3 separate regions of the Mus musculus genome follow, and all the other regions are linked to region 2. A link is a loop called in an ENCODE intact Hi-C map of the cell type or tissue named here. Cell type or tissue: heart. All regions are shown on one strand. Each heading gives the region's core, and the rest is flanking DNA. Links, peaks and the distances in the headings are about the cores only.

Region 1 (4,972 bases), core at 510-4,509, 860 kb after region 2:
CATTAAATCCTCCCTCCTCTGCCAGCCCCTTCCTCCTTAGGAAAAGTAAAGAAGCGCTATTCATGCTTTCCTTTTCCTGGACTTTCAAACTTCCCGAAGACCCAACCTTGCAGAGCCTGGGGTTACAGCTGGCTTTAAATACCTTCCTGCAAGGGACTGAGCAGAGGAAGTGAGGGGTTTGGTTACCCCAGTGCTGGTTACTGCTTTGTTTCTGACACTATAAAATACAGAGCGCTGTGGGTGGGGAGCACTACGCAGGCAAACACTTAGTTCTGGCTCCCATTAGTCTTGGTTTATTGAGGAAGTAGTCATACTAGAAGACTATTCATTTCGACAGGTCATATAAAAAAGGCTCTTGGCAGAGATGAAATTTATTTAGATCTACAAAGGATGAGAGCTTTTGACGCTGGCTATGATGAGTAAGGACTAATGTTCTAGGCCAACCGGAGGAATGGGTAGGGTTAATGGATACAAAATATCGACTTTGTTACTTTTATAAGCAATGTAATCTTATAACTAACAACTGACACTGAAAACCATATTTTTTTTTCTTGTTTTGTTTTGAGACAGGGTCTCATAATCCCAGTCTGGCCTCAAATCCCAGGATCTAGCTTCTCAACTGCTAAGATTACAAGCCTGCATCACTGCACCCAGCTTTGAATCATTGCTAAGAATCAAAAGGGTGCAATGAATTCAAGAAAAACAGGTACAAACAAGGATGTTTTATTACCTTCATAAGCCCACAGCTATTTCTGAATAGCTCATTAAAAGGCTACTTTATGGGCTGGAGAGATGGCTCAGCGGTTAAGAGTGCTAACTGCTCTTCCAAAGGTCCTGAGTTCAAATCCCAGCAACCACATGGTGGCTCACAACCATCTGTAATGAAATCTGATGCCCTCTTCTGGAGTGTCTGAAGACAGCTACAGTGTACTTACGTATAATAAATAAATAAATAAATATTTTTAAAAAGGCTACTTTATCCCTGCTAAGTGAATTGATAAAACAATCTTAAAATTAAAAGGTAAGATGATCAAAGAGGTATTGAGACATAGTCTCAAACATCAACAAATGACAGGAAATGGAAATGATCCACAGAGTTCTGAAAGTTGATGGACTGCACGGAGACTTCTGACAGCATCCTTCAGAAGAGGCTGAACTTCAACGCTTGCTTTGACAAGAAACAGGAGTGAAATGGGCCCTTTCACTCTGGTTATACCTCTCGCTTATCACTATAGCACGTTCACCTTCATTTACTCCCTCGACACAGATGTGTTAAGCACTAAGTAGCAGATACTATGTTGGAGAAAGGAATGCTGCATAGGACAAAGTAACTCCTCTTGAAGATTCTGCAGAGCTTGGGTTTGGTGACTACATGGTAAATATGAAAGAAGGAGTGGAGAGTCCTGTCGCTTAGCAGTTCCTATGCAGTAACACAGGAAACCATGTAGAGAACTGGTGACTGTTACTTTATATCAACTAGAAAGAGTTTCTCCAACTAGAGAGAAGTTCCTCTTGAGACAGTATCTGAATGGACATCGGAAGGAGAAGTAGCCAGCTAGTCGGAAAGAAACAGAACCCAAGCTAGGCAGACAGAAGAGCTGATGGCAAGTGAGCCTGGGAAAGGAAAGGCCTATATGCCCAGAAGGACGCATCCCGGGAGAAAGCCACTGTGAGCTGCCTGTGTAATGTTTCATTTTCTCATAGCTTCACTGAATAAAAGTGAAAAAAAAAAGTGAACTTAATTTTGACAATTTGTCTAAGCAAATATTTCTAAAACATTTAAAACATTACAATGAGGTCAATATAAAAATAAGATTTTTATTTGAGGTCTATTTTATACTCAGAGCACATTTCAACTCAGACTTGCCACATTTCGAGTTTGAAAGAAGGGGGACACAGGCTGGTGGCCGGCCTTATTAGAACACGCTAGACAAAGGGGAGGGGACCAGTGTGACGGGAGGCACAGCCCGGGACCTAACCTCCTGTACAGCAGGGATAGTCAGGCTGGATTCATCTAAACTGGGTAAGAGTGGTCTGCGGTGTTTTATGGTCTTACATTTTGGTTACGGTTTTGGTGCTGCTGAGTGTTGAACCCAGGGCCTTCTGTAGCTATGTTCCCAGCCCTGACTGCGGTGTTTTCTAACAGAAGAGCAATCCGATTTACGTTTTTAGAAGCTCACTGCAGTCGCTCAGTGGTGATGGACAGTTCCCCGGCAGAAGAGAGATTATCAAGAATGCAGGTGGAAAGTGGCTGGATTATAAAGATAGCAGTGGTAGAGATAAGTGGATGAGTCTGGTACAGCTAATATGATGCTGCTCCAGACAACGGGAGGCTGGAGAAGCAAGGTGGATGACTCCCAGAAATACTTGAGACATTTGTTGTGGTGAATACAAGAAGTCTCCCCTGAAGCAATGTGGATTATGTCACACACATACCACAAGAGATGACTGAAATAGATCTTACAATTCAAACAGACAAACAAAACTGTCAGTGATTAATGGAAAAGCTGTGTCTATAAGACCTGGCTTTCTGTTTGCTTGGTGTAAAATCACTCTCTAGTAACCTTATGCTACAAATTAGAAATCTCATCCACAGCAAGCACAATGGAAGACACAACTCTGGGGCTGGAGATAGAGCTGAGCTGTAAGGGCATGTTTACCTAGCATGTCCAAGACCGCAGGCTCAGTCCCTAATCTCTAGTGCTGGGTATCAGGGAACAGTTTCAACATTAAACCGGCAGGAAGACAGTGCTATTTATTCGCTTTAAATCAGAGTCCTCAGAGCTCTGAAGGGAGCAACAAACTAGCCAGCCGCCCCAATTCTACTTCACATACAAGGAAACAGAAAGCTATAAAAGGTAGGCTAAGCTATTCAAGGCACAAAAAAAAAAAAAAAAAAAAAAAAGGCAAGAATTATCCAGAGAAAACTAAATTGCAGTTGGTGATGCAGCTTTTATTCCTATAAACCCAGGGCTCCCCATAATGTTAGGAACATTTTAGGGATCAAAGGCTTGTGCTTAATGACTAAGACCAATAAAAACAAAACCAAATTAAAATTAGGCCTGACTCCTACCTATCCAATGTTCTAATACTTTAGCAGCTGTCTTAGAAGCAAGATCATTTACTTGTGTATGTGTATATATACATACATGTTTATATTCACATATACATCATTCCTCTACCTATGCATACATAAACACGAGGGCACATAAATGGCAACTCTAAAGCCAAAGAATGCCACAGGCAAGGAATCTGCATCTCATGTGAACCATCTCAACATGAGTCACAGGAAACCTCAGATTCTGTAAATGACTTACTTAAAACATGAGAGGTCTTCATTTCTCCTTTCTTCATAATTTATTCTTTTATTGCAGAGAAAATGCCTTTTCAGAGACCCCCAAAGGGCACTTACTATGTTCTTCTGGATCAGGAATGTGCACTAAGCTCTTGTAAAGTACCAAACACACAAGCTTATGGAATCCCGGACAACCTACAGAGCTCGAGATCAGTGGTCCTTAGTTTAGTAGCATCAGGGTCACTCCCAGACGCTTGGCTTCTAAGGCCATGACTTAAGCATGATGTTCTTTCAGATTAATCGTTTTCAGGTCAGAGTTGGTATGCACGCTTTATCAATCTGGAAAGGAAAGCAGAGCCCAGGCCCAGTGCCGCACAAGGCTAAAAAGCAGAGTTCTTACCTCTGATTAACAGCACTTTCCTGGCATGTTCCTTCCCTTACAATAGTGAGTCACAGATCTCAAACTGCTATCATTTCTATCCTGTTGTTAATCATCAGAGACAAACAAGAACCATCAGCTAGCATAAAATTAAAGGCCCAGCCTACAACTATTATCTAATGTCTACATTTTTCAAAGGGTCTGATCCGCCTAAATAAATGACTAAGGTATTAAATGGGACAAATTCACCATAGTCCCCAAACAGAAGACCTTGACATTGTAAGGTATGAGGCAAAGGTGTGCTCTTTGAATTCAGATACAAAGGAGTCTGGTAGCTCAGAGCTCTTTGTGAACTGCTGTTTACTAAGGGACCACACCCCCCTATCATAGCTTTTCTATCTCAGAGCTGGACAATAAAGAAGGAAATTATTACCCAGCAAGACCTCAAACCTTCCTGCAGATAACCTGAAGAGCCTGGGTCTTTGGGTCTTTCAAGCGTAAAGTCCACAGAAGGCAAATAAGTGATTTGCATATATCAGTAAGCAAGACAAATATACTGTTGCTGTTTACCTCAATATAAGGAAGGAGAAGCGGGCGTGGGGTTGGAAGAGAAGCAAAGCTCTCCGGAAGAATCTTCAGGCTGGTAGTTAATACACACACAAAGGGTTAAGTGGGAGATTAAACAAAAGAATCAAAATGACTAACAGAACGGTCCGCCAGGTTTCCTTCCTATTGCAGGATTTTTTTTTTGCTTTTAAGGCTCTTGTATCTACCAGCCAAAAAAGAAAACTACCCAAACCTCACATTTATTATTCTTTGTTCATGTGCTCAGAGAAACTGGTAAAAGCCGGTCTGCCCTTGTTTCACCTGGCTGTGGTTTGACCGAACACCATAACAGCCCTTAAGGAGATTAAAAATCAATCAGATTTAACCAATTAGATTAAGGTCCAGAATAAAATAGGTATTTGGTTCACACACTTTGAACACAGTATAACTATTTTCCCTTGCATCTGTAGTTATTGGAGAAAACATAGTAACTAAAACTCTTTCTTGGAGCTCAGGGCTGTTTTTCTCTCACCTCCCAATGCTGTACACTTCACACAGTAAAGAACGAAGTTATGTGACAACAGAGCGGTACTATCCCACTGATGTAAAGCTCTAACCTTCACAGTTACTGTAACAAAGGGACTTGATCTGAGGGTACAATTATCATGGTTTACACACTCATTCAGTTTTCTTTATGGAAACCCCGAAAATCCTCCTGGAATCCTTGGATACAGAAAGTGGGTTCTTGATTT
Region 2 (4,972 bases), core at 363-4,362:
ATTGGCCTGAGGTGAGAGTCTCTGATATGAAGTTTCTGATTTCATACCACATAAACCTTCCAGTTCATATGGAACAGGAAAAATGGTGCATGCATTGCTTTCCTGTTAACCACATTTCCCTAAGGCCTTACTTGGCCTCCACTCTGCCACCAAATGGGTCAGATGCTAGGGAATACAAGAGAGAGTAAGAAAGATACTATCTTGGATTTCATGGGGAAGGAAAATAAAACATACATGAGAAAGAAAGTGGCTGGAATGAAAGGCCCCTTTGGTTATTGATAGGGGACAAGTTACGCCTCCCTGTGGTGACATTTTCATTTAATTAACACCTCAATGATGGCAAAGTAGCCCCAAAACATATAAAGACAGGGAACATTTGACGCAAAGGATTGTTTGGGTTTTAGATTTCAGCACTTTGGTTGGTTAAATTTAATATTTCATGTGGATATATTTGTAAAAGTTAAAGATTATAAATTTAAGGCATAAAAGTTTAGAAAGCCATATTCTTGGGAACTTTTGAATTATGTTCATGTTAATCTCACAGGTGAAAGTGCATGGAAATTTTCTAATTATACTCTTATTTTTGTACTCTTTAACAAGCTGGGAATGGACATTTATATTTACCTGTGGGGGGAAAAACTCTTAAAACTTAAATGTTTTTTTTTTTCTTGAATTGGTAGTAAGGCTGAAAGCCACTCTGTGTCATTATCAAGGACAACAGGGGAGGCGCAGAGAGATTTGAAGCAGAAGGCAGAGTGTCCAGAGTTTTGTGTATTTACAGATTTGAACACTATGCTAGCAACAAAAGCAGTCAAATGTACTTGAAAGGTATTAATTTTGAAAAGGGAAAAATGGTTACTGTATTAGAGTGGTGAAATGGGTTGGCTTTTTCTTGTTTTACATTTTCTTAAGTGTTGTTACCGACGTTTTCAAGAGGTGAGGGCAATGCTCTGCTGAGGGAAGCATTGGGATGCAGCTGCACAAACCCTAAATTCAAGGATGTACCTCACTTACGTCCCTCAGGGGAACTGTTTCTTTCCCTTGCCATTTGGATGCGATGAAGAGAAAAAAAAATCTTTTACTGGAAAGATGCGGGGTGAGAGCGATAATGCAAGCAAAGAAGCGTCTGCAGTTGCTTAGTGAGTGCTTGCATTTGAAAGTGGGTACATGGCTATGCACATAAATACATACATGATATCAGGGCTATCATAAACACTTGGGGTGGGGTGGGAGGAAACCCTGGAGAGACACGACTGATGGGAAAAGCAAGAGGCTCACTAGACGAAGCGAGCAGAACTTGCCAGTGGTTTATACTTCTTCGGTTTTGTTTAACGGTAGATAGAGGTGGCCAAGTGAGAAGAAAACGTGGGTCGACCGCGACCCGCAAAGAGTGAACAGCAACCAGAGAACGAAAGATGAGGTGTCACTGCACAAAGGAAAGCTCAGACTTGGACCTCGCGGAGGCAAACGTGTCAGCACCCGGATCCTGCAAAGCCCATACCCGTCCCGGTCCTCAGCCCTGGTAGGCACGCTGCCGTGGGCCTCCCGCCGGGAGCCAAGCTTCTCCAGGCTCCGTGGTCCGCGGAGCTGCCCGGAAGCCTCGGGGCGCCGTGGGTACTGACCCCCGCATGGCACCGGCTCAGCGCTGGGGCCAGCCAGGCCCTCCCCAGAGTCTGGGGACGCACGCTAGGTGAGTGACAGCACCACACGTCAGCCTTCGCCACCCGGGCAAGGGAGCGGGCTGAGCAAATCCAGGTTCTCCCAAGGCTCACCTGGGAGGTGATCATGATGCTGGAGTCGATCAGGAAGCTCATGGCGAAGCCTCGGGAGGCCCATGCCCAGCTGTCTACCCCTCAGAGAAGCCGCGGCTTAAGACCTGTCCACCTGCTGTGGTAGGCGGCCTGGCCTGGCGCGTGCTTACGTCATCAAGATGCGCCCTAGCCAGCCAATCAGCGGCCGCATTCTCCGTTTGCCTGGAAGGTGAGGGTGGGCAGGGCTGGAAGCCGCTGGGTAGACTCAAAGCAGATGTGTTTCTTCTTAGTAGGCACAAGGAGGTGAGGAGAGGTAACATTTGCTTTAAGTGGCACTGCCATTAAATATAATGAAATTATTTTTATATTTTTCATAGCTAGAAACACTGGGGTGAGAGTTGTGCGAGGTCCTCAGTGACATTCCCAACACGGCAGAAAGTAAAAATAAGTTAACATAGCGAGTGAGGCTTTAAGTCAAGTAGTGTGTTGCAGATGTTACAGATTTTACTTGGTTTAAAAAGCAGTGTGACATCTATAAGCGAAAGGATGGTGGACAGGAACGTAAGAGTCTTCTCAAACATAGCTAAGTAAATTTCTGATATGATAACGTCAAAAGCACACGGCTTATAAGAGTGTGCACTCATTGGACTCTAATGAGACCGCCATTATAGTTGGCGCTTTAGGGTGTGGAGTATTAGGCCAAAGGACGAGAAATTACATGAAGACAGATTTTAATTCAAAATAATAATTACGTAGGAGTCTTAAAGGTGGGCTATGTTAGAAAGTAGTTTCCCCCTTCCCAACACAGTCTGAGTGGCTGTGGCTCAACTACAAAGTGAATTATAATTCCTTCCATTAGATACTCCATTTATGAAGGCTTAATATACTACAATGGGACTTAGACTTTTCCCACTAGAACCCTAGCTAGTCTTATTGTAAAGACTAGTTACAGTCAAGGCTTGTAAGGGTGCAAGTGTATGTTGCAGGGGATGCTGGTATCTAGAAAGTGAGTGCTCAGATTATAATATAAATAAACAAGAACATTCCCCCAGGTTGCCACACATAAAGAAAGACCCCTGTTCCTTTGATCTGAAGCCTGTCTTACCAAGCAGCCTGTCCTAGTTAGGGCTACTATTGCTGTGTTGAAACACCATGACCGAAAACAAGTTGGGGAGAAAAGGGTTTATTTCAGCCTACACTTTCACACTGTAGTTCCCTTTTGAGGGAAGTCATGACAGGAACTCAAACAGGGCAGGGATCCTGAGGCAGGAGCTGATGCAGAGGCAATGGGTGTGTGTGTGTGTGTGTGTGTGTGTGTGTGTGTGTGTGTGTTGCTTACTGGCTTACTTGTGGCTTGCTCAGCCTGCTTCATATGTGTATAACTCAGACATGGCAACACCCACAATAGACTGGGCCTTCTATCACCAATCACTAATTAAGAAAATGCTCTACAATTTTGCTTCCAGTCCAATCTTATGGAGGCATTTTTCTCAATTGAGTTTCCTTCTTCTTAGATAACTTTAGGTTGTGTCAAATTGACATAAAACCAGATAGCACACAGCACAAACTACATATCAAATACCAAATACCTGTACCAGAGTGCCAGGGAGCTGTGGAGGCTGCCTTACCATGAGAGTCTCTTAAATCACAGAACTCTGTGTTCCTGGTCCCATCTCTCAGGGAAGCAGATAGCTGCCTACAATGTGGCACTCAACTGTCATTCAAAGCTGTGGGATAGTGGAGGACACTGGGAAATTGTACTTGTATAATTATTATGCCTAACTAATTTGATCTATAGGATTTGTGAACTTAAGTAAGCACACACAGAGATGAAATTTAAAATTGAATATGTAAGTTGGGATTGATACGTGAAAGCAACACTAGGGATTGTTCTGAACCTCTGGTCACCTATCCTCTGTGCCTGCGTGGAACAGAAAGTGCTTCTTGCTCTAAGACTAACCACCTTTCTAGGAAGGTGGATGTCGGCTTGGCATTCACTCATTTTAGATAAGTACCTACCTTATCGTGGCGTGGGATTTAACATCACGACTTTGGCTAGACAGTCAGACAGGAGTGCAATACTGGTGTATTTTGAAGTCTGAGATACTCGGTATTGGGTATCCTGATATGTATCCACATATGTATGTGTGCTCACATGTTCATGTAGAGACCACAGGTGAACACTGAGTGCCTTCCTGCACCTTCCTTCAATGTCCTTTGTCTTATGCTTTGACAGCATCTTCTAGTGAACCTGGAGTTTGCTGATTTGGATAGACTCGCTGCCCAGCAAGTCCCAGAGATCCTTCTGTCTCCATTTCTTTAGCATTGGGATTACAGTTATGTGCGGCCCTGCTTGGCATTCTTACCAGAATTCAGGGGACCTGAACCCTATTTTGCATGCTGTCATGGCAAGTAGTTTATTGCCCAGTCATCTGCCTAGTTTCTAGATGTACATAGTTGATTTTTTAATGGTTTTTCTATCAGACAGTATATCATACACTTACATGATAAAAGAATTTCTTTTTATTGTTAATGCATGTCTGTGCATATATGCACATGTATGTGCACTTGTATGTGTATAGAAAATGTTTCTCATTGGCCTGGAGCTTACCAATTAGACTAGACTGGCAGGCTAGTGAGCCTGGGGGAATCTTCCTGTCTCACATCTCAGCACTGAGATTACAGGTGTGCCTCAGCAAGGCAGGACCTCTCCAACTCTGTATAGTAAAGAAGATGAACCACAAGTAATATTTATCCAAACTTTCAACTTTCTCTAAGCAAGGGACTTTTAATGTATGTGTTCCAAAATCCTGGACACACACTAAGCTCCTTCAGCTAGCTTCTCTGACAGTTGGGTTGAGGCTGGTGAACTGTCGGGGAGAAGCCAGCCATTTATCCTGACAGTTGATTCCCGGAAAATCTAATGCCGCTTTTGAGGGGACTTGGGGAGAGCAGCAGTTTCTTCTGCTGACTCTCCTCTTTCAATTAAATTCTCTCTTGGTCTTCAGTAACCTGGAGTGCTTGGTAAACTGAGTTCCCAGGCTATTCGAGGACCATTTAAAGAAAAGAAAAGAATAGAAAGGAAAAGAAAAGGAAAGAAAGAAAAAAGGAAAGTAAGTTTGAAGTGTTTGTGCTCTTGAAAAGCTGTAGCTGTGGAGGATCAGAGTCCTTAGATTTTGTGGCTTGGTCTGAAAGTCCAAGAATTAAAACGTTGACTTAAT
Region 3 (4,972 bases), core at 510-4,509, 170 kb before region 2:
TTTTGTTTTGACCCAATCATCAGTTGTAGTACTGTTTGACTGACAGTGCTTTGCTCAAGGCAACTTAAAGAGAGTGTAAGAATGACTAATTAGTGAGTCAGAGTGTCCTGTCATTAGTGTTCTTGTTATTTTCAGGAAACCAAACATAAGGAAGAGTGCTTACAATATAAACTTAGAGAATTTAGGACTAGCAGCAGTCACAACAGATTTTGAAAGTATTTGACAATGCTCTGTACCTGCCTAGTGCCCAGAGAGAAGTAGGTCTGTCTTAGGAATGGAGCTGCGTAATCTTAATTGAAAGGAAGTACATGGACACTGTAAGGAAAGAGCTTTAAAAAGGAAGGAAGGAAGGACCCTTATCAAAGTAGAAATATTTCAGATTATTCTTAGAGTTTCCAATATGTAAGTTGAGGTTAAAGGCCAAAAGATTTATATAATTCTTTTCTTAATTTGTTGGTAGCTCAAAAGTTTTTTTTTTTTGAAAAGATTTTAAAATTACATTTACTTACTTATTGTGTGTGTATTATACCCTTTGTTTTTCTATTTAAATTTATTTAGTTTATGTGTGTGAGTGTAGTGCATATGTATGTGTGCCATGTGTGTGATTGGTGCTTGCAGAGGTCAGAAGAAGGCATCAGATCCTCTGGAACCTGAGTTAGGAATGTCTGTGAACCATGTGCATGAAGTACCCATGACTGCCAGAAGAAGGCATCTGATCCCTTGGGACTGGAGTTACAGATGGGTTCACTAGGAATCCAAGCTGAGGGTTTCTGGAAGAGCAGCCAGTGTTCTTAACTGCTGAGCTCTCTCTCCAGCTCCTTGATGTAGGGCAGGCTGATCTCAGACTAGCGGGAATCATTGTTGCCTAGAACTAGAATTCTAGGTGTTTACCACCATAATGCTTTGATATGCACCTACACAGTGAAATGATAACCAGTCCTGCTTTGAGTAGTTTCAGATTCCTTACTTTTGATAGCTTAGGCTGTTCAGAAACATGGTTCAATTCTTATTTTGTGGTAAAGTACCTAAAATGGGGATATTCAGAAAAGTTCATTTTGTGTGCTTTTACTTCCCTAACTTCTATAGTATATTTAAAAGTGTGCTTTTATAGAACATATTTTTTGTTTGTTTTGAGACAGTGTCTCATTAAGTAGTTCTGGCTGTCCTTAACTTGTTATGAAGACCATGCTGTCCTTAAACTCACAAAGATCTGCATGTAGCCTCCCAAGTGCTGGGATTAAAGACTGTGCTACCATACCTTTAAAGAGTAAAATTTACTCTGAAAAATGTCATATGTATATAACATGTGTTTTGGGCATATTTGTTTTTGTTATTAAAATTTTTTAAATTTTTTTCTGAGATAGACTTTCTCTGTGTAGTCCTGGCTGTCCTGAAACTCACTCTGTGAAGTACAGGCTGGCTTTCAACTCACAGAGGGCCGTCTGCCTCTGTCTTCCAAGTGCTGTGGTTGCATGTGTGGGGGTATCTTGCCTGCATATATGTATATGCATTGCTTGTGTGCCTGGTGTCCAGGGAGGCCAAAAGAAGGCATTGGATCTCCTGGAACTGGAGTTACAAATAGTTATTAGCTGCTGTGTTGATGCTGGAAATTGAACATGGCTCCTCTGGAAGAGCAGCCAGTGTTCTTAACTGCTGAGCCATCTTTCCAGTCCTCATGTATAATGCATTTTGATTTTATCCACCAACTACTACTTCCCTCCTACTTCCTCCAGGACCCTTTCATCTGATCTCCCTCTAACTTCATGTTTTCTTTTATTATTTTTAGTGGTAGTGCAGTTAGTGTTGACCATATGGTCATTAGTGTGGGCCATTCACTGGGGCATGGGCAACCTACTAGCAGCCACATCCTCAAAAAAAAGTGACTTTCTCCTCAGCTGCTGTCAATTGCCAGTGGTTCCCCACCTCAGAGTTGGACCTCAGGAGTTCTTCCCTAGTCTATGCTGGAATTAAAAAAAAAAAAAGATATATATGTTTAATATATAAATTTTAAATGTGTATGAGTATTTTGTCTGCATGCCTGTGTAGAGGTCAGAAGAGAGTGTTAGATCCTCTGGAACTGGAATTATAGAGGGTGATAAGCCACCAGGTAGGTGCTGGGAGCCAAACCCATATCCTCTGTAAGAGCAGTGTGTGCTCTTAACCACTGAGCCATCGCTCCAGCCCCCAAGATGGAATTTTGACTGGCTTGGTCTTGTACTGGTTTTGTACACAATCACAGCTGCTATGAAGTAGGCATATTGTTAGAGTTGGTGTGTTGTTGATGTTATATGTAGAAGACAGCATTTCTCAGCTTTCCCCTTCCCATGTTCTCTCTCATCTGCTCACTCTTCCTCCTTGTTCTCTGAGCCTTGGATGGAAGAAGCTGACATTCGAGAGCAGCACAACTCTGTGGGTATAAACAACACCTATAGGTTCTTCCCAACTGCCATATCTCTAGTCTCTATTATATTTTAAAAATTAGCTTACAAGCTATTGGGTTTCCATAGACCTCTTTGTCTTGGCTAACCCATATGCTTCTCCTGCTTACTCACATCTCCTACCCTCAACTCCATGCAGTTTTTAACCTGGAATATTCTCCCTGTTCCTTCATATTACTGATTCCACTGCCCCTTCTGATTGTATTTTTCATTTGGTTGCAAGAGTGTAGGTTTCCACATAGCTTTTACACACACCCTACCTTCCCTCATTTCCTCATGTCTTCATTCCCTATCCTTCTTCATCTTTGAGCCTTTCCACCCCCAGTATTCTCCCTCTATACTTCCATTTTACCCATTTCACTGTCTCCTCTATCTTAATGATAGGATGTATTCTTTTTGTTCTCTTTGTTTTAGTCTTTCTTCCTTTCTCTCTCTTTCTCTTTCTTTCTTTCTTTCTTTCTTTCTTTCTTTCTTTCTTTCTTTTCTTTCTCTTATGAATGAGTGCTCTATCTGCACATACACCCACATGTCAGAAGAGGGCATTAGACCCCACTATAGATGGGTGTGAGTCACCATGTGGTTGCTGGGAATTAAACTCAGCAGCTAGTGCTCTTAACCCCTGAAGCATCTTTCCAGCCTGATAAGCTAGTTGGTTTCTTTCTTTCTCTCTTTCTTTCTTTCTTTCTTTCTTTCTTCCTTCCTTCCTTCCTTCCTTCCTTCCTTCCTTCCTTCCTTCCTTCCTTCCTTCCTTCCTTCTTTCTTTCTTTCTTTTTGGTTTTTCGAGACAGGGTCTCTCTGTATAGCCCTGGCTGTCCTGGAACTCACTCTGTAGACCAGGCTGGCCTCGAACGCAGAATTCTGCCTGTCTCTGCCCCCCAGGTGCTGGGATTAAAGGCATGCGTCACTACCACCCGGCACAGCTGTATTCTTAATAGATGATTTCAGTGACTTTTAATTCCTATTTTTCTTTCTGAACGGTGCTTAGGAAACAGGGTTTGCAGTATATTTTGCTGAGTGAATAAATGTTATCAGTTTTGAAAAAAGTTTCTTTTTAGCTAAACTGGTTAAAATCTGTCTTTGAACTACTATGGAACATATGTTTTAGCTGAGTATTGTAGCACACCAGTAACCTCTATACTCAGAAAGTAGAGGCAGGACAATCAGGAGTTTAAAAAACATGGGATATTTATTCTTTTGTATTGGTTACCATATTCTCTATTACTGAGTTGTTACTTTAACTTGTGTTAAGCAAAAACATTGTAATTAACTCTTGTGGGTGGTGAGGTGGCTCCATGGCACGCACTGTGCCAACCCAACAACTTGATTTGTTCCTGGGAAACCTGTGTATATTAATGGGGGTTCTCTAGAGTCACAGAATTTATGAAATGTCTCTATATATTAAGGGAATTTATTGTAATGACTTAACAGTTTGTAGTTCAACTAACCCAACAATGGGCAGCTGTGAATGGAAGTCTAAGAATCTAGTATGCTCAGTCCCATGAGGCTAGTTGTTTCAGCTGGTCTTCTGTAGAAGCTGGAATCCTGAAGAGGTAGCTTCCCACAGATGTGCTGGCAATGGCAAGTAAATGAAAGCAGGTGAACGAGTGAGAGTCTTCCATCTTCCAGTGTCCTCATGTAGGCTTCCAGCAGAAGGTGTGGCCTAGATGAAAGGTGTGTATTACCGTGCCTGGATCTGGAACTTGTTTTGTCCCGGGCTGTCCTTGAATTCAGAGATCTGCTTGCCTTAGTCTCCTGGGATTAAGGGCATGTACTACCTTGCCTGGGCCTAAGCTTTTTATGGCCACTATGCCTCAAGATCTCTATGCCAAGATCCAGGTCAGAAGCCTGAGTCTTCCGGCCTCAAGATCTGGATCACAGGTGTGCCTTCCATTTCTGGATTGTAGTTCATTCCAGATATAGTCAAATTAACAACCAGAATAGCCATCACACTGGGTAAAGGTGGATGGAGAGGCTGACTTCACAAAGTTGTCCTCTGACCTTCCCGTGGACACTATGGCACATGTGCTCACTCACATTAATAATAAGTTTAAATTCTGACTGTGTTGTGTTATATAAGGTTAACTTTTCTTTTTCTTTCTTCTTCTTTTTCTTTCTTTTTTAAAATTAAAAATGTATTTATTTATTTACACTGTAGATCTCATGAGACACACCAGAAGAGGGAGGGCATCAGATCCATTACAGATGGTTGTGAGCCACCATGTGGTTGCTTAAAATTAAACTCAGGACCTCTAAAGCAGTTAGTGTTCTTAACTCTAGCCCTGAAGTTAACTTTTTCTAGGTGTGTGTGTGTTCATACCAATAGAGGCCAGCTCCAAGAATCCTCCTATCCTGTCTCTGTCTTCCCAGCACTAAGATTATAGGCACACAGTTGTGTCCAGCTCCTTTCCTTTCCTTGCCTTGCCTTGCCTTTCCTTGCCTCTCCTCTTCCTTCCCTTCCCTTCCCTTCCCTTCCCTTCCCTTCCCTTCCCTTCTCCTTCCTTCCCTTCCCCTTCCTTCCCTTCCCCTCTCCTCTC

The links. Hi-C counts contacts between places; a loop is a spot of excess contacts. Peaks named below come from ENCODE experiments on the same cell type or tissue, not always from the same donor. Only the 100,000 strongest peaks of a DNase experiment are listed, where the experiment ranks them.
Region 1: it touches region 2 in a loop (12-fold over the local background); 1 of 42 quality-filtered maps calls a loop at or near these places.
Region 3: it touches region 2 in a loop (2.5-fold over the local background); 1 of 42 quality-filtered maps calls a loop at or near these places.

What each region holds. Positions count from the first base shown.
Region 1 is chr3:97,759,858-97,764,829 of GRCm38, forward strand. All of the region lies in intron 8 of Pde4dip (phosphodiesterase 4D interacting protein (myomegalin)), which reads right to left. Among named protein-coding and RNA genes, the nearest start is that of Gm46816, 14 kb to the left of the region's middle. In heart, for the core only: no CTCF peak of the experiment used is centred there; no DNase peak of the experiment used is centred there.
Region 2 is chr3:96,903,410-96,908,381 of GRCm38, forward strand. Gpr89 (G protein-coupled receptor 89) reads right to left here and starts at 1,889. Exons shown (of 14, transcript NM_026229.4): 1 at 1,773-1,889. The coding sequence starts at 1,814. In heart, for the core only: no CTCF peak of the experiment used is centred there; a DNase peak (open chromatin) is centred at 1,932; H3K4me3 peaks cover 1,621 bases; H3K27ac peaks cover 1,162 bases; H3K27me3 peaks cover 1,047 bases.
Region 3 is chr3:96,737,483-96,742,454 of GRCm38, forward strand. All of the region lies in intron 1 of Rnf115 (ring finger protein 115), which reads left to right. Among named protein-coding and RNA genes, the nearest start is that of Rnf115, 12 kb to the left of the region's middle. In heart, for the core only: CTCF peaks have their summits at 697 (motif pointing right) and 2,977 (motif pointing right); no DNase peak of the experiment used is centred there.